Regions from separate parts of the Mus musculus genome. Here region 2 is linked to region 1. The links are chromatin contacts, found by Hi-C or POLR2A ChIA-PET in ENCODE. All regions are on one chromosome and are shown on one strand. The core of a region is the stretch at or near the end of the contact, and the rest is flanking DNA. Distances in the headings are between cores, read along the strand shown.

The links. Hi-C counts contacts between places; a loop is a spot of excess contacts on that map. ChIA-PET counts read pairs that join two places held with the same protein, here RNA polymerase II (POLR2A).
Region 2: a loop to region 1 is called in a map of left cerebral cortex, with 2.4 times the contacts of the local background. The contact joins two enhancer-like sites. A Hi-C loop is called at or near these places in 2 of 37 maps with a recorded cell type or tissue (heart and left cerebral cortex). POLR2A ChIA-PET finds 5 or more read pairs at or near these places in 1 of 5 experiments (embryonic stem cell).

What each region holds. Positions count from the first base shown.
Region 1 is chr11:108,131,978-108,139,879 of GRCm38, reverse strand. The region is part of intron 3 of Prkca (protein kinase C, alpha); the gene reads left to right. Among named protein-coding and RNA genes, the nearest start is that of Gm51922, 23 kb to the right of the region's middle. Within about 2 kb of position 3,376, at least 1 of the 3 ENCODE cell types and tissues checked has a DNase peak (open chromatin) inside an H3K27ac peak, as active enhancers do; it is left cerebral cortex, where a contact is called at or near this core.
Region 2 is chr11:108,220,485-108,228,386 of GRCm38, reverse strand. The region is part of intron 2 of Prkca (protein kinase C, alpha); the gene reads left to right. Among named protein-coding and RNA genes, the nearest start is that of Gm11655, 51 kb to the right of the region's middle. Within about 2 kb of position 4,921, at least 3 of the 3 ENCODE cell types and tissues checked have a DNase peak (open chromatin) inside an H3K27ac peak, as active enhancers do; they include left cerebral cortex, where a contact is called at or near this core.

The sequences.
Region 1 (7,902 bases), core at 2,127-4,626:
ATCCCGGAGCAAAAGAAAAGGAAGCACGTAACAGAGAGGGGAGAGAGCTTGGAAACCGCAAGCCAGTGTGCGGACCTTTGAAGGGCATTTGGGTGCAAGAGAGCAAGCGACGTCGTGCTTCTCAGTGGAAACTCACGGGGGACCAGGTCAAAGAAGAAGGGATCCAATTTGTAGCTGGGCTTGAAGGCTCAGGCCTGTGATCCCAGCTCAGGGACTCAGGCTTATAAAATCAAGGCCACGTGGATTACATAGTAAGTTTAAGGCTAGTCTAGATAATTAGTGAGCTACCATATATAAATAAATAAATAAATAAATAAATAAATAAATAAATAACAAACAGGAGTCAGGGATGCAACTCTGTGGTAGAACACTGGAATGCTTTAAAAAAGCTCAAGGCTCAGTTCCTACTGTCTAAAGACGGGGGTGGGGTGGGGTGGGGTGGGATAGGGTGTGGTGGGGGGTGGGGTTAAAATTTAATAAATAATTAAAAAAAAAAAACAAAAAACAAAAAACAAAAAAACCCAGGCAAGCTAGTTTGGGCCAGTGTAGAAACAAATGTGCCAGCACTGCAGAGCAATTGACTTGATTCTTAAAATCTCCTTGAACTGGGGGATTTCGTGACGCTCTGATTCCCCTGGAGGCAAAGACTGGAGACCCATAGTGGCCTTCTTGTCCTGTCTTCAGTAGGTGGGACCTTTCAGCTCTATCTAACTTGATAACTTTCATGGTTATTTTTCACTTAAAGGACTGAAAATTGTCTACAGCGTCTGATTTTTTTTTTAAAAGGAATTTGGGGAAGGACATAATGAATTATTCAGAGACGTCAAGTTGCATCAAGACAGACATCTTGATACAAATTACGATTCTAAAATTGTTAGTAATCTGTTTTATTCATGCACTCTACTTACAATAGAAGGCTTGCTGCTGACAGTTCTTAGATCACTCATGATCCCACATCCCACGGTGCTCTTTGAATGGGTGCTAAATCTGGTGGGGGGCTGGGCGGGGTGACATCTAATGGATGCTGTGAATCTTAACTTTCCTGGGAAAAGGTTACTCATTAGGACTTACAAATGATGTATTCAATATCTCCATTGATGCAATTGCTTTCTCTTGGAACAGGTACCAAAATACAGTTTGTGTTCTATATGGGGTGGAGTCTTTTCAGAACAATTTTAGCACAAATACTTCCTTTGGGGTTTTAGTATAACTCCTTCTTTTGTAGTTGAAGCTGTAGACAGTTTGTTCAGAAGATATAATGGCTCTTCTGCCGATCCTTTGAAAACACACAAATCTTTTTCTGGTTTCATTTTGATTTTCTTTTTAATGAGTGTGAGTTCCCCCTTGACAGTTTTTCTGCAGGCCTGAGAGAAAGCGTCAACCAGAGAGGGTGCTTGGACTCAGGTGTAGTAGAGGTACCACTAGATAGAGCATCAGATCACATCCCATCACCTGCCTGCCACTCAGGGCCAGGCTATCATTCCTGAGCAGTCCAGATGCTACTGGTACCTGGGGTGCCTCATGATGCATCTGCTGCCTCTAAATAAAACCCATATTTAGGAACATCAGAACTCTTGCCAATATGACAACAGCTGCATATTCAGGAATCCTTACAGAACATGATAGAACCCCAAACTGATAGATCTGGGAACAAGGCTAATGGTTCATCCATGCACCAGGTATATACAGACAACTATATAAAGAGCACTCTGAAGGCACCAGGACACTAGTGGTCTTTCCGTCCTGGGAGGTTGCTCTAGTTGAAGAAACTGATAGTGAACACGTACCCAAATGACGGCTTTTGTTTTTCCCAGACAGGGTCTTATGTATCCAATGTTGTCTTCAAACTTGCTGTGTAGCCAAGTATTACCTTGAATTTCTGATCCTCCTGTGTCTACCTCTAAAGTGCTGGGATTATACTCTCAGGGGACAGTGCCACTAAACCCAGTTTTATACAGTGCTGGGGATCAAACTCAGAGCTCCACGTGCTAGGTATTAGTTGAGTTATAGCCACAGCCCAACACAAACATTTTTATCTAAAGTAATTCTGGATGTGAGGTAGGAAAAATAACAACAAAACAAGCAAATTCCCAGGTAGATAGGGAGAAAAGAGGGGCCTCTCTTCTTTTAGATCTTGAGGGATGACTTTGCTAGGATGGAAATTTTACCCCGAGACTCTTCAGGATATGTATAGACTCAGTCTAGACAGAAACAGAGAGTAATGCAGAGAAAAGGACTATCGTGGGCAAAGAGAGCAAGGTGCAGGCTGAGACAGGTGAGCTGGGCAGCAGAGAGTGGTGAGTGGGTTTGATGAGTGCTGAGCGATTTATTCAGACTGAATGGTAGAGGGGAGCCAGTTGTCAGAAGAGGGGACAAAGTACCCAGTGGGCATGAGGGTCTGAGACTAGCCGTTGCCACGTGCTATCGCTTGAGTCACGGATGACAGAGGCCACACTGAGTGTAAAACATGAAGCATGGCAGAACAGAAAGGTCTGTGGGAAGGAGCAGCCTCATGTCCTGAGTAGTCACCTCAGCTTCTGGGTGGCTCAGCACAGCAACCCTTGGGATGAACCTGCTCTGTAATTAGTGTCTGAGGCTGATGTAGTGAAGGCTGGGCATATAGGTCCACTCGGGGCACAGTGCAGCAGGGATTGTGAGAAGAGAAAGCCCCAAGAACTCTGAGCGGGAGTCTCTCCATGACAGTGCCCTATATTTGGCATTTAAACAGGTGTAGTGCCTGTCCTCCAGGCTTGGGGGCCGCATTCCAGTTGATTCACATTCTTGTATCTGTCTCAGCTTCTGCCATGGGACATGGGAGATCTGAGTAGAGGAATCTGTGACTCAGAGATGGTCAGAGAGAGGCTGAGCCATAGAAGCCCTCTAGCATCTTATCTTGGAACAACAACAACAACAACAACAACAGACTCAGAGAGTTACAGGCTCATACAAAGACACATAGCATGCCTGAACAGCTGGGCTTGGGAGAAGCCTGCCACGTTTACAGAGAGTTTTGAGTGATACTTTCATAGGTCTTCATTAAATCCTGTAGGGTCCAAGTTTTAAAAATCCTTTCAGAATCAATGTATTTAAGGATTAAGCCCATCAAAACCCCAGGACTATTTCAAGTAAACAGCTTACAAGTGGAATCTCAATGTCGCCCAGATAATTTCCTTTGTATGTGCACTGTGGTAATTGGGCTCCTGTCTCTCCAGTGAAAAGCCAAACAGTTTCAGATCTAATGAGTCCTGGCCACTAGGGCAGATAGATTTCGGAATTCTCTATTTATAGCATCTTCCAGTGTCACTTGCACCTTTTCTTTAATCAGCACTGAGCTGTCATGCAGCCCACAGGAGCCTTGAGCATACAGATGAGCAAGCTGGGGTGTCTGTGCCAACAATTCGGGGTGCAGGTTGGAGCTGAAGGCTTAGTGTGGGATGTTGGCTTCTCTGCAGAAACAATGCTTTCTCCAGACCAACATTGGATCAAGCCTTAGAAATTGTTGAGTGCACTTGGCAGAATTGAATGATCTCTCTCTCTCTCTCTCTCTCTCTCTCTCTGTCCCTCCCTCCCTCCCTCCCTTCCTCCCTCCCTCCCTCCCTTCCTCCCTCCCTCCCTCCTTCCCTCTCTTGACCTGCAGAAGTTTTGACATTCTGTGTGCCAGGGAGAGTTAAAATGATCCAGACAGGGCTGCAAAAACCCCGTCCAGGAGGATTTCGCTGAGCTCAGAGATCAGGAAAACAAGCAAGGAAGAATGTGGTTTAAAATGGAAAATAGGAATTAAAACAGAGGCCAATCCTGACGGATCCTAAAGCCTAGTCCACTTAGGAAAGCAAGAGTGTTTTTCAAGCCTGCCACCAGCGTGTTAGTGAGAAGGGGTAGGTTACATGTGAGCTTTGCTGAGTTGGGAGGCAGAGCAGTCAGACAGGAAAGGCTCTGGACCAGGACTCTGTGGTCTTGAGTTGGCTGCAAGCCACTGAGTCTCCCAGAGCCTCAATTGCCTTACCTGTTAGCTGGGAACAATAGCAGTCTGTCTCTGAGTGCTGATGTGATGAGTGGATCAAAGGAGATGAGGCACGAAGACAGAAGTTTGTAAGCCAGGCACTTCATTCAGAGATGTGTTTCTTCCCAAATTTGAAGGCCACTCTACACATTCAGATAACCTGGAGTCTTAGAGATGTTACCAGCCTCTCCTAGGACATTTTTCATTCATTATTCTGAATTTTGCAAAGCCCTTGCTTGTCATTTAGCTGGGCAAGCCCTGCTGCAGTCTCAGTCCTCACCAGTGGGGGGTGCCGACCTGAATGGAGTAGAGATCACCAGGTGGCCCAGGTCAGTTGCCTTGATTAGGTCTGTGTGTCCTCCCTCTCTGCTTACTTCTCTCCCCCTCCCCAGGTTTTTCCTGGAATTTTTCCTTTTAATGTCAACTCAGCTGCAGCCTGCTGGGGTTTGGTGAACAAATGACTGTCTGAGATTCAGAGGAACTATTGTTCACAAAACATACCATTTTGCATGATTTTTTAATTCTGTTACATTAAACTGACACGATCAATCTGGTGGGGAGGGAGCAGGGTAGATGCTCAGGGAAGAGCATCTTCATGTTCATCTTAATTCAGTCAAGATTAGTGAGAGACCGTGTGGTTAGGAACTGAACAGGAATTGAAGTACAGAACTCAGCAGACACACAGGGTATCTTAATGCATGTAGACTGTCATCCTCTGTGTCCTAGTGTGGAACTGACAGGGTGGGGGTTCAGCACTGCTTTAAGTCAACAGGCAGAGTCACTTTTGACCCTTAAAGCTGGGTTAGCCCACTTCTGATGTGTGTGTGTGTGTGTGTGTGTGTGTATGTGTGTGTATATGTGTGTGTGTATGTGTGTGCTATGTGTGTGTCTGTTGCATGTCTGTGTATATGTGTGTGCCATGTGTGTGTCTGTTGCATGTCTGTGTGTCTGTATGTGTATGTGTGTGTTGTGTGTGTCTGTGTGTGTCTGTGTGTGTCTGTGTGTATGTGTGTGTATGTGTGTGTGTCTGTGTGTCTGTATGTGTATGTGTGTGTTGTGTGTGTCTGTGTATATGTGTGTGTATGTGTGTGTGTCTGTGTGTATGTGTGTGTGTCTGTGTATCTGTGTATCTGTGTGTGTTGTGTGTGTTTGAGACAGAGACTTACTCTGGATTCAAACTGCCTTAGTCTTCCAGTGCTGACCATTCAGGAATATGCCACCATGCCTGGCTAGCCCCACATTTCAATGGTGTCGCCTAAAATGACTGTCCCCTAGTCTAAGCAGAATGTCTTTGCCTTGTGATTTTGAGTGTGTCATTCATACTAAGGGGCAGTGCCTCTTAAAAGGAAGATGCAGGAGTATGGGGGCTTTCCAGGGTTACGGAAAGCCCTGAGCTTAAACTCCAGCACAAAAGGAGAAAGAGGAGGAGAAAAAGAATGTGAAATTCCACCTCCAAGTCTGAAAGAGGGGAAAGGAGAAACCCAAGAGATACTCTGCTGACAGCAGACAAAAGGTAGGAGCAAGCCAGGTGGCCACAGACAAGTAAATGGACAAACAAAATGAGGTCTGCTCATGCAGAGAAGTCTCACCCAGACATTAATTCTGGCACATGGATCAAGAAAGTTGACTCAGTGGATTAGAGTGTTTGCAGCTGTACCCACATAAAAACACTGTCATGCGCACTTAAGTATCTGTAAACCCAGTGATGTGCAGAAGTAGGGGAAACCAGAAACAGGAGCCAAGCTTCAGGTTCAACAAGAGGCCCTAGCTCGAAGAAATATGCAGAGAGTGATGGAGCCAAATACCTGACATCCTTCTCTGTCTGTCCTCATATAGGCATGCATGTATGAGCACCTGCACATACGTGTGTACACACATATACCATAGGCACATGCTCCCTAACACAAAAATCTAACGATGGCACAAGATGAGTGGTCCTTGAGGGCAAATGCTAGATGGAAAACCAAGTCACAAAAGGACACCTGCTGTGTGGCTTTCATCATGGTACACTTAAGAGTAGTTAGGAGTAGTTGCTAGGGCCCTGGAGGATTGAGAAATAAATTAGTGTTTCAATGGTACAACATTTCAGTTTGGGGCAATGAAAGGATACAGAGATGGATGGTGGTGATGTTTATAGAGCAATGTGAACATGCCCGGGGCCCAGAGCTGTGCACTTGAAAACAATTAAAATACCAAGTTTCCTGTATGCTTTACAGGAATAAAACAAGTTCTAAGTAAAATGAGACACTAGGTACCTGTAGGTCTTCCTTGCCCTACTACTGCCTACAAACACTGGTGACCCCTGTCTTCAGTACTTTGGCCAAGATGGCAGCCAGTGCTTCTTCCTTCCTCTGTGGAGGTAGGAAGAGTAGCAATTACCAAGGTCTATCCTGGACAGCCTGGAGAAGGCCTGGACTGAAGCTTCAAGTGTGGCAGGAACCAGTTGGAAGAACACTAAGTGGCCTCTCCACCCTTTCCCAGTCAGTACCTGTGTCTTCCTAGGTTCCATGTCTCCTGTGCCATCTGTCATAACAGCTGGTGTTCCCCAGTGCCAGTATATATGATGTGAATGGTTATACACCATGCCCTATGAGAAAGGCTTTATAAAGTGGAACAACACTTAAGAATTCTTTGGTCCCCACAGAAGAGAGAACCACACTGAGGATGAAGAAGACAGTTGTCCAAGGCTGTCAGACCAGACCCAACAGGGCACCTCCTATCTGGGAATCAGTGACTGGCACATGGTCATCTTAAACATATGTTCTCCATGGGCAGAGTAAGCAGCTAAGAGTTAGATTAGTAAATTTGCATGTAAAAATAAGCTATGGTTTTAACTGTTAACTGTATTATGTATTAGTAAATTTGCATGTAAAAATAAGCTATGGTTTTAACTGTTAACTGTATTATGTATCTCTGTGCGTGTGTGTGTGTGTGTGTGTGTGTGTGTGTGTGTGTGTGTGTACACATGTGTGCAGGTTCCTAGAGAGTTTAGAAGTGGGCATTGGATGCCCCAAAGCTAGAGTTACAGGTAGTTTTGAGCCACCTGATATGGGCCCTGGGAACCAAACCCAGGTCCTCTGAAAGAACAGCAAATATTCTTAAGCACTAAGCCATCTACCTCTTCAGCCCCCAAGTTTGTGATTTTAAAATCAGACCAGAATAGTGGCCTTTCTCTATGAAGGCTGGAAGCACCCATGATTATAGCAACCAGTCCATCCAATGAAAAATTTTAAACAATTATTCTTTAGAGGTATTGATTTGGGGTCACAGGAAAACGTATTCATATGCCTGTCCTACACCCCCATACTTGAACCATCTACCCTGTTATGAACACCTTGCATTGCTTAATGTGGAACATTTGTTACAGCTTAGCAATGATCAGTAAACAGCTCTAGCTAATGTTCACACCCATCACTGTGCATGCAGTGGGTTGTGAAACAGATGTGAAGACATGGAGCCATCTTACACATCACTATAGGTTGTTGCTGCTGCTCTGGAGAACCCAGTTCACGTTTTCAACATTTCCTCTGTCCAAGCTGTGATCCCTTCACGACCGGGCTCATTTCACCGATTCCAGAATGTCTTACGGTGGAATGTCAAAATGTGTGTAGACTTTTCAGGTTGCCTGCTCTCATGGAGGAGTGTGCAGTTAGGGTTCTCCCATCTCTCCATCTCCCATCACTTGTTTGTCTCATGAATAATAGTCTAGTCCTTCACCTTGGTTGTTTCCAGGCTCGGTTAGCTTTAAGATTTCCATTTTCAGGGTTGGAAAGACAGCACAGCAGTTAAGAGCACATGTTGCTCTTGCAGACTATGTGAGTCCAGTTCTCAGGGAATTCAGTTCTTCATACCTGTCAGGTGGATCATAACTCCCTGTAACTCCAGGTCAAGGGGATCCCACA
Region 2 (7,902 bases), core at 3,672-6,171, 87 kb before region 1:
GTAGGCGCTTAATTTTAGCGGTCGGGTTTGCGAATTATTTGTGGAGAGGTACTCCCACCTCGGCAGCCCTTGTTTGCACCTGGCAGAGACAATAAAACTTCCAAGAGCAAAATACAATTTTCTTCCGCATCCTTGTATCTTTTCTTAGCATTTTAGAAAACCCTACTCCATTTCTGGAGCGCTCGGGCATCTTTCTCCACTACTCAGAATGCACAGCGCACAGATCCCATGCAGCGCCATACCGCAGACCTGACCCAGCCGACCCAGCCGGACCTTCGAATGTCTGCATGCACAGGCGCTAGAGTTCATAGCATCGTGCCCCTGATGGGGTCACCTGGGCATCACGTCTGCAGCAGTGGCCCAGGGTGGGGCTTCTCAACCAAGCCCACTTCACCAGCTGTTTTCCACTGCGGAGAGAGCAACTTCCTGGGGTTTCCATTCTTACTCTTCAGGCTCTTAGGCATGTTAGGCGGAACCCAGACAGGGCTGCAAGAAAATGTGTGTGTGTGTGTGGGGGGGGGGGGAACTCAAGCTCTACCCCCAGCAGAGGAACATGGGTCATTTGTTTTCACTGTCAGCTGGGTTCAGTGGGTCTAGGCTATTGTTGACACACAAGAAGGTGAAGGATTGAAGGTAAGAGACCATTGAGAACAATTACCAATTGCCTCAAATGGAAGACTTCCTGACGGAGTGAGTGATAAGGAGGGATCCCGATTATTAGATTATTCAGGCACAGGCATAATTGAAAGCATTCCGGGAGAAGATCTAATTAAGGCTGGCTTCTCAGAAGGCTAGAACAATTCCACGTGAGGCAGAGATAACGCTCTAGCTGTGGACATCGCCAGGGGCCCCAGACCATGCTCGCATAGGCCTGCCCCAACATCCCTTCCTTCATTGCTTCACAAGCAATGCCTGGTGTGAATAGCATCCATGCGACCATACGATGCTGAAGAAGGTCGCACAGTGGTGTGCTTTGAAATGTGTGTGTGTGTGCCTGTGCAAAGGTCAACATGGGGTATGCTCTTCAGTGTCTCTCTACCGGATTCTGCATGATAATTCTGTCACTAAATTGGGAGCTCACCAGCTTGGTGAAGCTTCCTGGTCATAGAGCTCCACTGATCTCCCATTTCTGCCTTCCCAGTGCTGGGATTACAGATGCGAAACAGCATGCCAGGCTTCTTACATGAGTTCTGAGGATGGAACTTCTTGCCTGTACGGCAAGGCAAGCACTTTACTAACTGAACCGTCTTCCCAGCCCTCTTGGTACAGTGTTTACATTATGATTAAGTATGTCTTCTGACTTAGGAATCAGGAGTAAAGGAAGAATGTTTGAGTCCCGTTTTTTTGTTGTTGTTTTTTTTTTTTTTTTTTTTTTTTGGCTGACTCCAGAGATCTGCAAAAACATTCTCTCAGAGACCTAGACCAAGTGTAGACTCTGCCACTAAATATACAAACCTTGCCTCAGATAGATGAGCAGGCCCAGTCATCTCCATCAGTGTGCACCTTGTAGAATCCTGTAAGCACTGTTCGCTTCTGACAGACTTTGGGGTACCCTTTCCCCTCTGTTCTCTGACGGTGGGGAAAAGTGATTGTGACGCACGGGGTCTTCTGACCGAAATCTCCCTGTGTTTCATTGTGTGTCTCTTCCTGAGCAACTGAAGTCCCGTTCTGGCTTAGTTGCTAGTCTCTCAGGGTGTGTTTAGTGCTTCTGAACTTGAGGCTAACAAGGATCATTAGGCATTTATGTCATGTTACAATATGTCCTCATGAATATGGTACTGGGGTGGGGGGGTGGGGGTGGGGAGAGATCCAGGTCAAGGGAGGGGTGGATTTTGCAGCTTTGGTGCCAGAAAAAAAGCTGAAGTTGGTTTTGAAAATCAAGATGCCTGGTAGAAATGAGTGTGCCGTTGCAGCTGCGTGGTGCTCCCTGGGCCCAGTTAGGCACCGTGCCACAAAACCGCTCCATGTAACGAGGGTGGAAAATTGGGAGAAAACAGCCTCTAAATGCTGGTGATCTTTAGAAACACCCTGCCTGTATCTGTGCCTACCCTTTATTCTGAGGATCAGTTTATACAAAGCTTTAAATGTAGTGATGAGATGCAGTGGGGAAAGATGGAGTACTCTGGTTACAGCAAATGTCTGTGGCTTCAAAAGAATTCACTGTGGCTTTCCCTGCATCTTGACTTAATGTGACTTATTTACAATCAAGTTAAACAAGCAAAGAAAAAAAAGTGAATCAAACAAACAAATGAAAAAGCCAACTACAGCCTAGATCCCTTTACAAAGCCTAAGGAGATATTCATGCAATATTTTTTCCATCCCCAAAATGTGCACTGGGAGGACGACGGGAGAAAGATGGGAAGCTGCCGTGACATCATCACCCAGTCCACTTGGACAAGGATGCTCGAAGGCACAAATGTAGATCTTAAAGAATACCTTGTGCGCTGGTGAGATAGCCCAGCTATTGTCAAGCTTATAAACCTGAATTTGGTCACTGGTACCCATGTGGCAGGAGGAGAACACCTGCTCTTTCAAGTTCTGCTCTGACCTCAGATGCGTAGCCCATGGCGTGTGCATGGTCCCAGCCCCATGCACGTACACAAAACAAACAAACTAACAATGTGGCCAAATTTTTGTCAGTCAGATGTGCATGTGTGAAATGTGTTTTTCCTTTCATTGTGTGTGCCCCTCTATGTTCTTGTGTGGACAGTGCAAATGCATGCATGTATGTGTGTCTGTGTGTGCGTGTGCGCTAGTGTGTGCATGTAGACATCAGAGGATGACCTCAGGGGTCATTCTCCAGGAGCTGCCCACCTTGGCTTAGGAGACAGGTTCTCTCCCTGGCCTGGTGTGCACCAGTTAGGCTAGGCTGGCTGGCCAGTGAGGTCCAGGGGAATCCCCTTGTCTCTGCTTCCTCAGTACTAAGACTGCAGGCATGCATTGCTGTGCCTCGCTTCCACATATGGAATCTGGGGTGAACTCAGATCCTCCCATGTCTTGCAGATGGCAGCCGAGGCATCTCCCCAGTACCCCTTTGTTTGTTTTGTGACAAAACACTTCAGGTAGTCCAGGCTGGCTTGGGGTTGACTAAGTAGTCCAGGCTAGCCTCAAACCCTTGATCCTCCTGGTTCAGTCTCCCAAGTGCTAGGACTACTACAGACTGTGTGGTTTTCATAGTACATTATAGAAGGTTATGCCATGTTTGAAAAACTCTAAACTTAAAAAAAAAAAAAGTGTGTGAGCTCTAAGAAAGTATGTAAAGAAATTGAGCTGTTTTCAACAGAACTCCACACCCATCCCTGTGCTGACCCCTTTCCCCAGGCAGAAATTCATCCTCAGAGAGCTTAGTGTGGCCTATGCGTCAGCTTGCGTATAAAGCAACAAGCGCAGCAGCAGGTCCAAGCTGCTGGTATCTGGCATCTAACCTGCCCAGTAAGCATCCCCTGCCTCCTTCTATGTTGACCTTAAGGAGATCTTGCTTGATAATTTAGGAAGATGCTGAGTGGATGGGACCAGATCACCCTGTTCCTGACGCTGCTGTACCAACAGCTGAACAAGATGCTCCCTCAAACTGCCTCCTGTGTCTCCCCTGCTGAGTGAGGCTTTGGGGGTTGGGTGAAAGTGAAACTCACTCCCTGGCCTCTTCTGTAGCTTCCCCCACCCCCCAACCCGTGTGTTACTAATGAGGAAGGAGAGGGGCGATAAGTTCTTGATGATCCAGGAGGCAAATGTATCCCAAGTTTGTCGCTGTCCTTTCTCTGATTTTCCTGATCATTAACTAAATGGTATGTGGATGAAAACAGATTAAACTTGGCAACTTAGCGTGTGATCTGTCTTTCGAGGGAAGCAAAGTCTACGCATTGGTCCAGTGACATTTAAATGCTTCAGCCATGCCTACTGGGCGCTCTGTTTTCCCCCTCGACTGTGAGCAGAAATGCTAATGACAGACTCTGATAGAAGCTGATGTCCTTGGAACTGAACTCCAGTCCTCCGCAGGAGCAGCAAGTGCTTTGAACAGCAGAGCCATCTGTCCAGTCCCTTGACTTTTGTTTTGATAGCATGTAAGCCACACATGATTGAAACTGTGTTAGTTCACAGAATGCTAGTAGCTTTGATTTTTTTTTCCCCTAATTAGCCTACTCGGAGGAAAAACTTAAATGTTCATATTCTCACAGTGTCCAGGGCTGGACAGCTATTATGGATGAGTTGGTTGCACTTCGATCATCAGAGAACCCTTCCTGTAAGTGCCCAGGCAACCGATCCCCACTATGTCAGGGCCCAGCAGGGAAAGAGCTTGGGTCCCCGTCTTCTGCCCACAGCCCTGCCTGCCAGCCAAGACCATGAATCAAAGTCTCTGACACAAAGTCATGTTATGAACCCTGGGCTTCCTATAGAGTTTGGCTCACTCCGGGCTGATCTCTAATAAAGACAAAGGCCAGGGGACAGAAATATCTCTCTTCTTGCTCCTGGCAAATACCATTTCGATCCTGTCTCCATCTCAGTGTCCAGAAAATTGGATTGGAAACGGGACATCGCCGGGGAGTAAATCAGATTAGTGCTTCCTCCCTCGCAGCCTCCAGCAGGCCTCTCATTCTGCTGAGCACGTCTCTCATTTATATGAAGTTGTTTATGACCCCCCTGTGTCACAGAGACGTTTCTAAACCGACTGAATCAGTACAGGCAGTGGGTGACCCTCCTAGCCACGGAGCCTAGAGGATTGGGCTTATTGGAAAATACTGCCAGTGGCTTCATTTTGTCTGGAGAAATGTCTGTGTCCTCACAGCTTTCGTATAGCTGGACACTAAGTGACCTCAGGAGAGCCCCCATCTGTCCCTCACAAGCCACTTGGTGTCTGACAGTGGCCCAGGCCCCAGAGCTGACTGGAATGGGACCCTGAGTCCTGGTTCAACACAGGTGTTTCCAGAGTCCTCTGTGTGGGCACTTACAGAGAGGATCATCTGTTCTCACAGGAACCCATCTGCTGACAAGAAGTGTCGAGGAGCAGGCAGCGCAGCTGTGTGCGACAGGAATAAGGAACTGCCCTGATGGGTGTTGAGGTTTCCGGTTCCTCCTGAGACCTTTCAATTTCCAAGAACTTCTTGGAGTGTTTGGTCACAAGATGCAGACGGGCTCTGCTTGTTTTCATGGCACAGATGCTTTTAAGAACAGAGCTTTGCACACTTCAATGTAAAATTAGATTCCAAAAGCCCACAGATGGTTCTAGAGCGAACTCTCCTTAACCCCACTCCCAGGTCAGCCACAGAACCAGGACCTCACGCATCAGGGCATGACTCTACCACTGAGTTCCACCCCAGCTTTCTGAACCCCGTTGGAACCTTGGGTGTTTCTCCAAAGACACAGGAACTCACCCAGTCCCCATGTTGTGTGCACAGAGCCCCTCACTGTTTCCCTGATTGCGTTTGCTGTCTTTGTAAGTTCAGAAGTATTTGGGAGGCGGAAGCTGACAGCCCTCCACACCCCAGAGGCCTGAGTCCGGATGCAGAAGTCTACCTCCGCTCACTTCCTACTGGCTAGATGGCCATGGGCCATGGCATATCCATGCCTGACACCACAGAGAAGGCTCCCATGAAGTCAGGAGGCTCCGTGGTGAAGCAGGAACTGGAACTCGAGGAGGTCCCAAGGAGAGAGTGGAAACCAGGGTTTAAGTGCGGCCATCTGGTCTCCCACAGGCCACGCCCATCTTTCTGACTGCAGCTTCTACAGCTGGTTTGATTGTTCTTGTGGTCCTCATTATCCACTTCAGACTGAATGACATGAAAGTCTCCGGGAGTAGACAGACACAGGCATCCAAATATCATAACATTTTTTTTTCTTAGACCAAATAACAAGGCTGCTTAGGCTTTTTAGCATCTAAAACTGTGGGTTGTGATATCATTGTATTTGGGTTAAATTTATTTTTGATTGATAACTCCAATGTTATTGTGCTTAGCTCTCAGTGTTGGGCAAAAACCCAGGGCTGGTGTAGACTTTATTTATGTCTGATTTCTTTGTGAAACTGATTCTTTTCTCGTGCCCTACTTTTAGGATTTGAATTTTAGCAGAATTAATCTGAAATGACTCAGAATTATACAATTAATTGCATTCAGCTTCAATTATAGTTTGCGCTAGCTGAGCCAGGCTATTGTCCTCCCTGGGGCAGGCACTTGCACATGGCTGTCTTGGCAGGTGCTAAGGCCCTGTGGCTCTCCCTTCAGCATGCCAGCTTCCTGGGGAAAGTTGTTCAGGGCTGACAGTCTTCTGCCAAGTACATTGAGAGTGGTAAGGACCCAGGAGTGCCACGGGGCTGTTGACATCAGATTCTTTTATTATGGTATAGGGGAAAACAGACTGTGATGTAAAGGGTGGAGGAGTTAAGACTTAGGTAGGTATTGTGGGTCCTGTTATCACTGACCATGGCTGGGGTCAGAGAAAGAGAGGGGCCTCCTCTGAGCTCAGAGGAGCCAGAGGATGAGACCAGGTAACAAAGGGGCTTACAGAAGGGAGGTGGGAATTAACAAGAGGCTACAAAATATTGAGTGCGCTGTGGAGAGAAACATTCTATGGGTGAATCAGCTACAGGTCTGGGCTGCTTCTGCTGGGGTGGGGGATATCTTTAGATCAGTGTGCTGAAGTCAGGGACAGCGTGTCTCCAACTCCTGCTCCTCTGGAATGTTCTTATTTTCTTCGCAGGCTGACTTCATTCACACTGTCTATTTGGCAACACATGACCGAATTGGGAGCCGAGCTCTTTTTGGCAGGAAAAGTTCATTAATTTTAGTTGGCTCTCCCCACCCTTCACAAGTGTGCCTGGGGGGTGGGAACTGCCTCTCATAATCACACAGACGCCATCCCTTGCCTGGACTTCTAGGTTCTAAGATGGTTCTGTGTGTCTGGCTGGGGGTGGGTGCTCTGAGAAAAGAGAGGCCCCCAAGAACGTTTCAAGTGGAGCCGCCAGGAAGATGGTTAAATGCAGAAGCATTTGTGAGTTTATAGACCAAGAAAGATTATCCTAGTATCTCTGATTGTGTAAGCGCTGATCCACTGTGCCAAGCTCACTCATCCTCACCGACTTATAGCAAACAGCCTGCTGTGGCATTTGGATGAACTGGGTTCTTAACGTGTGGGTGGGAGATTTCCTTCCACTTGGAATCCAAGACCTCGGGGCTGGAAGAAACCTAAGCGCACGCTGCACTCTGTTCATGCCTTGGTGTCTGGGTCAGGCCTGCAGAGCACAGAGTTCATAGAGACCTCTTTTGGAGGCATGGCTCTCCTCATCTGTTTGCCTTCCCCATGCTTCCCTCCTGGTTTCTCTGTGTGGCACTCCAACAGTGTCCTTCCGAAGTTCATGTCCATGTGTCACCTCACAATGTGGCCGATCTCTATTCAGACATTATGGTTGGTTCCTGTGAGGTCTCTCTAGGTGGACACTGGCTCTCAACTCAGTGGCCGTGACAATACACAGAATGTAGTGGAGATGGCAGAGGTAGAGGTTGGTATGATGCATGTACGAACCAAAGAATGCCAGGAAGCACCAGAGACTGAGAGGGAGACAAGGAAAAGATCCTCTCCAGAGCTTCAAGAGGGGATCAGCTGAGTCAGCACTTGGATTTCAGGCATCTCGCTTTGCAGAACTAGAGAGCAACGACGCCCTGCTGTCTAAGCCACTGGTGGGTAGCCTTGGAAACTATTAAACATTCCTTTGTACCTCTTCATCCTCTCTTTGTACTTTTTGATCAACATAAGACATACATTACTGCCCACTCTAAGTGTGCCTATGTCCAACCTATGTGTAAGAGCTGTAAAAGCAGTTTTCAATTGATGTTCTAAAGGAGGTTCTATAGGAGGCCATGATCGATCGATCCTCAAGTCCAGAGTTGATAGTGCTCAAAAATCCCCATGCTC